4 separate regions of the Mus musculus genome follow, and regions 1, 3 and 4 are each linked to region 2. Evidence: chromatin loops called from intact Hi-C (ENCODE). Cell type or tissue: heart. All regions are shown on one strand. Region 1 overlaps Prkg1 (protein kinase, cGMP-dependent, type I). Region 2 has its middle 100 kb from the start of Prkg1. Region 3 overlaps Prkg1 (protein kinase, cGMP-dependent, type I). Region 4 has its middle 100 kb from the start of A1cf.

Region 1 (2,500 bases), 1.1 Mb after region 2:
GAGTTAGACGAGATGGAGAACATGCATACATGTCTGCACCCCTTCCTCAGAGCTTAGACAAAAATTAAATGAGACTATTGTCTACATTCTTATAGTGGCCAATGCACAGGAATTACAATCGTATTTAATAATAGAAGCCATCTTTATTTCTATATAAATAAGAGCTGAAGCTAGACACTTCAGAGTTCTTAAACAGTCACATGAAACCAAAGCATCTAAGTTTTAGTATGGAAGCTAGATTGCACAGTCCCTTAATGGCCTAAGAGTTCCAACACCATGCAAATACCTTTAGCCCCTCAGTTTACCTCGCCTTGTGTTTTGGAAAATTAGTAACAGAGATAATAGGAAGATAGAATGAACAAGGTGACAAATGACGAGGACTTTCACATGAGAGTTATATATCCCTTTAATATATATTGTAAGAGTATGTGCAACCATATGTATTATTTTATGTTAGATAGGCTATACATTTTTAGTTTTGAAAAAATGCTACTTTCAAGATGTACACCATTCTAAAAACAAGATGTGTTTGTGGTTGACTCTCCCGGTGCATCCTATGCTAAGTGAGGGATACAGGCACTGAGACAGTTAAAGCAGTAAGAGAACACCCAAGTTCTCCTCTGTGTGTCTCTCCTCCATTCACTTTAGAATGTTCTCTGTCCATCATAGGAAAAGAGCTGGATACATGTCACCGTAGATTCACGAGTTTCAGAAGAGAATGATTGCCTTATGCAAGTTTGAAGTTTTAGGTATTTTGACAGAAAAACCTTAAAATACAAAACATAAATGAGAGAACAAATATATTAAATTAATTTCCATAGAAGGTACAAGTAGGAGGATAACATTGCCATTGAGTCTTATTCATAATATCATCAACAAAAACACATGGGCAACAGGGTAGGCGCTGAATATTTAGAGATCTCAAGGTGCAAATTTAATGTCGGAATGGACATCTTCAGGGTGAAGAAAAGCCTATCAGGCGCAGCGCTGCGACAAACCTGGTGCTTTTGTTCCCTCTAGTGGCAGCTTTTGGAAAAGTGACTCACCGTCGTCGACCCATGAGATGTAGCAGGCCAAGACAACATCATAGGAAATTAAGCAGCATTGCCCTCAGGGTCCCCAAGATTATGTTCTCTTCTCTTACCCAGTATAACTTTAGGAAGTAAAGGACAGTTGACTTTGTAAATCCTCTAGACAGTTTCCAAAGATACAAGATTTGGAGTGTAGACAGTTTTGCTGATCATTATGGAATGGGATTTCTCTACGGCAGAATTACCAGGTGTAGAAAGTAAAGCTTGAATTTTCGTTTAACTCAGATAAATTATTCCTGGATAGATGGCATCAAGTCTTAGCTTCATTCAACAGACTCCTGTGTCTGGTGTTAAAGATAATACATACAATCTTTTGACCCCCACCCCTCTTCTTCCGTAGTTTTCCCTGAGCTTAGATGAAAGGGTTTTGTTGCAGATATTTTGGTCATGGTGGGACACGCCAAGGTCACGTCTCTGTATATTTTGACCAATGTGTATCTCTATAAAAGTCTCCACCGGTTGCAAGGAGAACCTTTTGTGCTGCAGAATAAGAGCTACACTTCTCGGTGACTATAAGAATGACATCTGCTGCGAGCGTTCTCTAGACACGACAGGGAAACTGCACCAGTGAAATCTCACCAATGTGGAGCCTGGGCAAGATCTTCATAACAGCAGTCTAAGCTAACATGTGCATGGGGGTAGTCCCACCCCTAGATGAAGGGCTAAAGGTAGTTGATGGCAGGTGGGAGAGGAAGACTCCATTTTCTCTAGGGATGTGCTCCCAGATAGACGGTTAAATTCCAAGATACTTGTGCAAATATAGTTGGCAGGCCGTGTGTATATGCATGCATGTACCAAAACCAAATAAGAGGTGGTCATTAGTTGGGGAAGGAGTAAGGGACACAGGGGGAGTTAGGAGGGGAACTAAAACAAGAAGAGCCACGTAGATTATGTATGGAGTTCTCAAAACAATGGAATTTTGAAAACCCACACCATAGCTGCCAGAAACCCAGAGACATGATTTCACCTAGGTTTTTGCATGCTGCTACAAGCCAGTTGCTCAGACAGAACATTAAGATCTAGAGCTGCATAGGATTTCCAAGTGAGAAAAGTACCTGTCTACTGAAGCTCAAGTCACCCATTTTCTTGGCAGTACCTTTCAAAATAAGATCGATTCACCTGGAATTAGATATGGCTATCAGAGCCAGTTCCGCAAAGTGCCTCGGTTAGATGGTTTAATTCCCAGCTGTCTGGAATTTAACATAGTCTGGGTGCTATGTCTTCTGTGGCCCTTAGAAGAAAGTGAACGCTTAGTGTTTATGTGATCGTAAGTTGTTGTTTTTTTTTTTCAGGTCACACTGTAGTCATGTTTCAAGAATCAAATAGACTGAAATATTCCTAAAACGTTCAAACATTCTGTCTAAACAGAAACTCTACACACCCACTTACATGCCTCTAAAATCATTTCT
Region 2 (2,500 bases):
AGGGAGAAACAAAGATGAATACAGTTGCAGTTCCCAAACTGAACTGGGAGGGTGAGCCCCCAGTTTAGCAGCTACAGTAGCCACTTAGGGACTATGATATTTGGATGCTCAATATATACTATTCAACTGGAGTAGATTAAATAAAAATCCAGACTTTAAACTGTTCGCAATCAACGCACAGCTTTTCAATTTTCTATAAACACTTGCCTTACTGTGATATGCTGATCCAACCTCCACCCCAACCATGTTAGTCCACAATTTCCACTTAAAGTTAAATGCTACAAAACCTCACAATCACTATCGCCCTGTAGGGCATTCCTCTTAGAGAAAGTCTCAGCCTCAGAACTTCACAGTGAGAACAGATAACACACACATGCATCTCCTGACCACGTCCATAGTCATGCATAGCAGAAAAGGACATGGTGGGAAAAAAAAGATGGATTTCTTTAGGTTATTTTCTAAAGACAGTTTAATATATATGAAACCTCTCTCACACACATTCACACGCTCTCTCTCTCTCTCTCTCTCTCTCTCTCTCTCTCTCTGTCTCTCTCTCCCTCCCTCCCCCCCCCCCCCCCCCCCGCAGGATCCAGTTACAAGCACTGCGTCATCCTTGAGAGATCACATGGTAATTGTTGCTATTTCAAGGATCAAGTGTCATGAAGCACCCTATCCCACTCCCTTCTTTTGGTACCATATAGCATAGAAGAGTATGATGGAGTGAACACAGGCTCCCTGGTCCAACCCTCTGTGGAAACCAGGCTCTTTCGGTGGGGTGGCGCGCTCGCGTACTCTCACCAAGCGACTGGGAAAGGGGGACGAGGGAGGGGGGGTCTCAGGGGAGGAAGGGCGGCTCTAATTGGTTTCTCAATGAAAGATAATCACCTATTCCCCAGAGACGCTAGGGATTAGCACTCTGCCTCTCCTCTCCTTCCTTTTAGACGCCTCATCCTCCCCTCTGAGCTTCCAGCCCATTCAGCAGGAGCGATCGCAGGAGCGGGGCTGCACTCCCTGCTCCGGGCTCAGCGCCCCAGTCTCAGGCTCACTGCGCTCCTCTGCCGCCGTCCCAGCCGCCGTCTCGGCAGGAAAAGTTTCTAGAAGGGGGATCGGGCTTAACCATAAAAATGAGCGAACTGGAGGAAGACTTTGCGAAGATTCTCATGCTCAAGGAGGAGAGGATCAAAGAGCTGGAGAAGCGGCTGTCAGAGAAGGAGGAAGAAATCCAGGAGCTGAAGAGGAAACTCCACAAATGCCAGTCGGTGCTGCCGGTGCCCTCCACCCACATCGGCCCGCGGACCACCCGGGCGCAGGGCATCTCCGCGGAGCCGCAGACCTACAGGTCCTTCCACGACCTGCGCCAGGCGTTCCGGAAGTTCACTAAATCCGAGAGGTAGGCTCAGGGCGGCGCGGGGCAGGGGTCACTCTCTCCGGGAGCTTCTGGGGGCAGCAATCAGGATCGGGGGGCTGTGGCTCCTGGACAGAGCAGGGCGCCCCCTGCTCGCGGAGGCGGTCCGGGAAGGGGAAGTGTTTATTTTTGTTTCTGTGCATCACGTGCTGTAGTTGTCTCTGGCGGGCTGGGAAAGGCGAGCACTTCGCAGAGACGCACCCCTGTGGCGTGGGGGGTGGGGAGAAGGACCGCGGAAAGTTTGCTACCCCGCACTCGACGGCGCGGGCTGCTGTCTCTCGGGGCGCCCACGCTGGGGCAGAACTCTGACCGTCCGCGGGCCTGGACAGCTTCGCAGAGGCGACCCTGGGACTCAGGCCTCGGGGTGACCTGAAGCCAGCTGGGGTCGAGTTCAGTTTAGGGACAGAGTTGGTCTGGAGAGTAAGCTTTGCCAAGAGGGCTCTAGCCCTCGTTGGGGCGGACCGGGGCCTGCGATCCATCGCGTAGATCCAGCCTCCAGCCAAGGGCTGGAAGGGGAGGGTTATCCACAGGGTCACTTTCAGGGGAGCTGTGATGTCACCAAGAGAATGCCACAAAACCCCACCTCTGGGCGCTCATATGCTCTGCTTTTGTTCCTTCTAGAAGTGGCACTTCTAATTACCCAGAAGTTGGTGATGTTTGGGTCACCTTGCGCATGAAGCAGGTTAGGGGCAACTGCTTAGACCAGTGCGGGGGAGGGGGGCAAAGCGAAGTTGGGGTAGGGAGAGAAGGCCAGGGTTTTCTTTAGGCGCCACCTCGCCCCCTACTTTCTTCCTCCCAGGCATTTTAAGAGCCAAATCCTTTCACATCAAAGTTGTGCAGCTTCTTCGGGGTGTTCAGAGGAGACTGGATGGGTTTTGGCCACAGTAGGAAGATTTTGCACTCCACTCGCCGCCGCCTTCGCGGAGGAGGCTGATCGATCGGTTGCAGCGTTAAAGCCCTGTGGACATTAGGGGGAGGAAGTGCAGACTCCAAAGCCCATTACTGGCTTTTAGTCTCTGGAAATGCAGGGCCGAAAGTGCATTTCTCAGGATATTGAATATTCCATTAAGCTTGCCTTCATGCCCGCCTCCCTCT
Region 3 (2,500 bases), 340 kb after region 2:
AAAAAGGAAAGAAAAAAAGAAGCAGAAGAAACACAGGTAGATGAAAGAGCAGTAATAACGACTAGACAGCTGTCCTATGAACAACACGGTTTCTAAGCATTTTCTGGAGGGTGATGCTCAAAGAACATTTTCCTGAGATCTGTATCATCAACATTAATAGAATTGGATTATTAAGGTTAAAAAAATTAATTTACTTAGAAGATTATTTGAAAGCTAAGGTCAAGTATTATTTCTTGAAAGCATATTAGACACGGTAGCATTAGTTTGAATGTTGAGCAACATTTGACAGATTTTTCTTAAAAATGACTTTCTTCTTATTTTTTAAAACTCCTAGGGCACTGGGGAGATGGTTCGGTTGGTAAAGTGTTTGCCATGCCAATGTGAAGACTAAATTTGGCTCCCCAGAGCCTATATGAAAACAAACAGAACTAGCTAGGTGTGGCAGTGCTGCCTGCAACCCTAGTTCTGGGGAGGCCGAGGTGGGAGGATCTCTGGAGCTCCCTGGCCAGCTAGTCTGGCTGAACTGGAAAACTCCATGTTCCATGAGGAAGGCTTTCTCAAAAACAAGATGGAGTGCAACAGAGGAAGACGGTCAACATTGTCTTCTGGTACACACACATGCTTAAGCACTCACATGTGTATACACATATGTATACACACATGCATAAACACACACATGTATATGCATATGCATAAGCACACACACATGTGCACACACACACTCAGTAAAACTCATGCACACTGCCATAAACTTTTCTTTATATCATTCCCAATAAATGGGTATTACTGTTATTTTATATGTTAATTTTATCTATTCATTAAGAAGATACTATATACTAGGAATGGATAGAAGTACTTTACATATTATCTTATTTAATGTACATAAACTCTAGTCAGTAGATATTAGTGTTATGGATATATCTATCTCTATCTATCTATCTATCTATCTATCTATCTATCTATCTATCTCAATCAAAACAGTTGTTCAGTGAAGATAATGTCTAACCATAAAACTAACCCTTTATTATGAAAGAATTACTCAACAAAGTGAGACTAAAACATAAAAGTTTAGAAGGCTCCTTGAAAGTATTCTATTACCAAAAAAATTTTTTTAAATCAGATAAACTGATTTTATTTCAGGATTTACCTCTAATAATTGCCAGCTAGGCCTAGGGAGATGGCTCAGCATGTCAAGGCTCTATCTCTGAAAGCCTATTGACTTGAGTTCCGTTCATGGAATTCATATAAAGGGAAAGAAAAGAACCAATTCAAAAAGCTGTCCTGTGTGAGCCATTGTGCATGTATGCATATTCCTATCATACACTCACAGACACACAATAATAATACATACGATTTAAGGAATAATCACTGGGTAGTTAATTTAAAACTAATGGTTCAACTCATTAGGTATGCATTTTCTCATCTGCAAAGTGGTAATAATAATAATTGGAAAAAGTAACTAAAGAATGAGAGAGATGCCATATATGGTGCAGTTAAGGAGGTACTACCGGCATGGAAACCTTAACACGAGTAGTTTACTATTGAAACAATAACTATTTCTGCATTCATTTGTTTACTTATTTATGTTCTAGAGAGGAAAGTCATATAGGACCTAAATGCATGTTGGGTCAGCATTCTACCACTAATCCATGCTTCCAACCTAATCATTACTATGAACATTGCTTTTCTTCAATGCACCGGGGATCCAAAATGTTTGATCCCCGATATTTAGACATTGTTTTCCTTCAGCTTTAAGGAGTAAAGAAATGAGTGACAATCATCGAGATTGAAGTTAATAGGTTACTCAGTACCTTCAGCAGCTGCAGGCTCCTTCTGATGGCGTCTGTTGGGAGCTGCCTACTTTGGCACTTGTATTGTCAGTGTGTATGTCAGCCCTGGAGCTGTGGAATGACATGGGACCTGAGCAGTTGAGCGGGTTTACGATAAGTTTCTATTCAGTGATGCAGATTCTTATATGTAATGTGGTGGTGTGTAAATTTTCAATTTAGTTTACCATTCATACTTTAAATTAGTTGGGAAAACTGGCAAAAGTTTGAATGCAGTTGACTGTTGACCCCATTTCAGTTTTCGAATCAGCTTTAATCTTTTTCAAGCGGCAGCTCTTCAACTAATGGAGTTACTAGTCTATCAACAGGGTCTGGGCCTACGGTCTGACATCCCTGTGACTCCACAAATGTCTCCAGACACATTTCTGAAGATTATGAAAAATGACAGTAAATAGGTTTCTGGGACATGACTTCATCAATCATGAAGAAGATTCTCTTTATTAATATCCTGCAATTATCAAATTAATGGGAAGGAAATATCCAAGTAATTTCTCCAGAGACACTTCAAGATGAATGTTAAGTTCCAGGTTTTTTTTTCCTTAAAAACATAACATAGCTTTGTTGATATATGCGTAAGAAGAGAGTATCTGGGGGTAAAAATAAATTGCCTTCAAAACCAGATCACTTTCTGTCATATATATAAGCTTCTATCT
Region 4 (2,500 bases), 200 kb before region 2:
CCTCTTTCTCCTCCCCCTCTCCCTCTCCCACTATTCTTTCCCTTTCCCTTCTCTCTACTCCCTCCTTCCCCAGGGACTCACGATGTAGGTCAGGTTGGCCTTGAGTTCACTATGTAGCTTAGCTAGCCTCAAACTCATTATCTTTCTGTCTTAGCCTCCTGAATACTCTTGAATTCTCGTGTTAGATTACATGTGTTTACCACCACATGTATAAGAGAAGATTATTTTCTTGTTTGAGTTTTCTCCTTTGTTTGGGGAATAGAAGTGAAGAACTGAAATCTCCGCAAGTCCCTTCTTGAATGTGACTCTGCTCTGATATTGAGCAGAAAGAGACTGTGTGTTTTCTTAGGGAAAATTAAGTGGTGTACATTGAAAATAGTTTTCAGGGTCCAGAATTGTGTCTAAACCCAAAAATAATGGCAGACCTGACCAGACAGGAGAAGGCTTTTGACTGGCCTATTGATTATGTTCAAGGATTTAGATATGGCAAACCCAAGCCAGGCTTCAAGACAAGCTATTTAATTATACTGAGATATCCTCTCTCATTATCTTCCATTTTCAACCATCCTAAATTACATTAAGTATTTTTTTCTATCTAATTAGACATAGGACTTTAAGAATAATGTAATCTTCCTTAATGACCACAGGGTTATCACTGTGGCCACCAATTATTACCCCAGGATATATAGGGAGAAACCTTTGGAATTTAAAAGCTTTCAGATGTCTTGTCTCCTAGATAATTGGGAGTACACACACACACACACACACACACACACACACACACTTTAAACAGTGTTGTTTTGTTGTTCTTTTGTTGCCAGTTCTTGAAGCAATGTGCCCATTTCTACTTTCCCAGTTCCAAGAATGAAGGCCTAGTAGTAACTACACACTGTCTCTAGATTAAGGCAAAGGATGCTTGTGACCACAGTTGAAGTCTGAGAGGTCTTGCCTGGAATTGAAGAGTAGTTTTAGGGGCACTTCTGACCATGGGCTCCAGCCTTATGTAGTTCTTTACATTTTGGCATTATTTAACCTTCTTAGAACTCATTTCTACATTGGTGAAACAGAAACTTGGAACAGGGGCATTAAAGTCCCAGAGTGCGACAGGTTGCATGATGTCAGTAGTCAGACTTTGTTGAAAAAAATTTTAATTTGCAGGAGCAGGCTTCTACATCGCTTCCTGTTTTCTTGTATTAGTGTGTGTGATGCTATTGGTTTGCAGCACTGTGACTTGTAGATAAAACTAATAAGGAAAGTTCCTCTTGCCCTGCCTGCTATCTAGGAGCTAGACCATTGGCTGCTTTTCTCCAGTTGATTGAAATCTTATCAGCACCATTAAAAGACAAAAGACCTCAGAACTCCCCCACTATTTAAAAGCATCTAAGTGTCATTAACTAAACAGGCCACTGGATGTCACACTTGATCTAAGTTCTATAGATAAATTCTGCTGTACACATGGTGTCAGTTTGACAGTTACAGGCCTTTGGGTTTTGAGCCATCTGCGATCTTCCAGGCCTGAGTTAGAAAAGTCCCAGGCTGTCGGGAGGTTTTTATTTTGCACCTGTCTTATTTCCCGTTGTCTCAATTAAACTTGAGTGGGTTTAGATGAAATATATATTCTTCAGCCTGCTCAAGAGTTGACCCAGTTGGGTCCTACACTCGATTCCTGCTGGGATGCTCTTTCATTTGTGTGACCCACCCTAAGGCTCCAGTGTGGGAACCCTTGATTGCGTTTTACAAAGAAGGAGCCTGACTACCTGGCATCTTTCACACTTTGACAAGACTGGAAATGAGGCTGGGGGTAGAACTCAGGCCACTTGACCTTTCAGGCAGTCCATGTCGTGGAGTAATGCATTATGGAGAAACAGTGAGATTATGCCCTGTTAAGAACTTTCTAGCAGGAACTAAAGAAATGGCTCAGTGTTTAAGAGACTGTATGGCTCTTCCAGAGAGACCTGAGTTGGTTTCCAGCACCCATATCAGGCAGCTCACAATCACCTAGAACTACAGGTGCCAGCATACAGAGGCCAACATTTTGGGCTTCTATGGACACCAGCCATGACTTGTGCATAGCTCCTCTCACACAATTAAAATGGATTAAATCTTAAAAATTAAATTTCTAAGATTTAGAAATGCAATGAAGAAAGCAAAGCTGCCTGTGTGTGCTTTGGTGAGAAAGAAGTGTCTAGACAAGGAAACACAGATGCTATGACAAAGAAAGAGAAGGAGCATCAGAAAGTCACAGGAGAGACATAACAGTGGAGAGTGGGTGTAAACAGACAGCAAATGGTGCAGAGAAGAAACATAAGGTAAACACAGCTCAAGTCATGGGACTCCATGGGAAATGGGGCGGTCATCCAAAAGTAATATTTTGACTTATCCTATTGGTTTTCTTGTATCCTTTTATTATTTCATTTTGTTCCTCTTCTTCCATTTACCTAAGTTTGGTTATGAGTTTTATGACTATTGGGAAACCCTTTTCATTTTTCTTTCCTTTCTT

Evidence for each region. Peaks named below come from ENCODE experiments on the same cell type or tissue, not always from the same donor. Only the 100,000 strongest peaks of a DNase experiment are listed, where the experiment ranks them.
Region 1: it touches region 2 in a loop (5-fold over the local background); 14 of 42 quality-filtered maps call a loop at or near these places.
Region 3: a loop joins it to region 2, with 5 times the contacts of the local background. A loop is called at or near these places in 2 of 42 quality-filtered maps.
Region 4: a loop joins it to region 2, with 4 times the contacts of the local background. A loop is called at or near these places in 17 of 42 quality-filtered maps.

Annotation. Positions count from the first base shown.
Region 1 is chr19:30,662,969-30,665,468 of GRCm38, reverse strand. All of the region lies in intron 9 of Prkg1 (protein kinase, cGMP-dependent, type I), which reads left to right. Among named protein-coding and RNA genes, the nearest start is that of Dkk1, 110 kb to the right of the region's middle. In heart, a CTCF peak has its summit at 1,019 (motif pointing left); no DNase peak of the experiment used is centred here.
Region 2 is chr19:31,763,447-31,765,946 of GRCm38, reverse strand. It overlaps a transcript of Prkg1 not described here. Among named protein-coding and RNA genes, the nearest start is that of Prkg1, 100 kb to the right of the region's middle. In heart, a CTCF peak has its summit at 1,508; DNase peaks (open chromatin) are centred at 876, 1,556 and 2,356; H3K4me3 peaks cover 2,500 bases; H3K27ac peaks cover 2,372 bases.
Region 3 is chr19:31,420,983-31,423,482 of GRCm38, reverse strand. The region is part of intron 2 of Prkg1 (protein kinase, cGMP-dependent, type I); the gene reads left to right. Among named protein-coding and RNA genes, the nearest start is that of 8430431K14Rik, 210 kb to the right of the region's middle. In heart, no CTCF peak of the experiment used is centred here; no DNase peak of the experiment used is centred here.
Region 4 is chr19:31,967,072-31,969,571 of GRCm38, reverse strand. No RefSeq gene overlaps it. Among named protein-coding and RNA genes, the nearest start is that of A1cf, 100 kb to the right of the region's middle. In heart, a CTCF peak has its summit at 1,413; no DNase peak of the experiment used is centred here.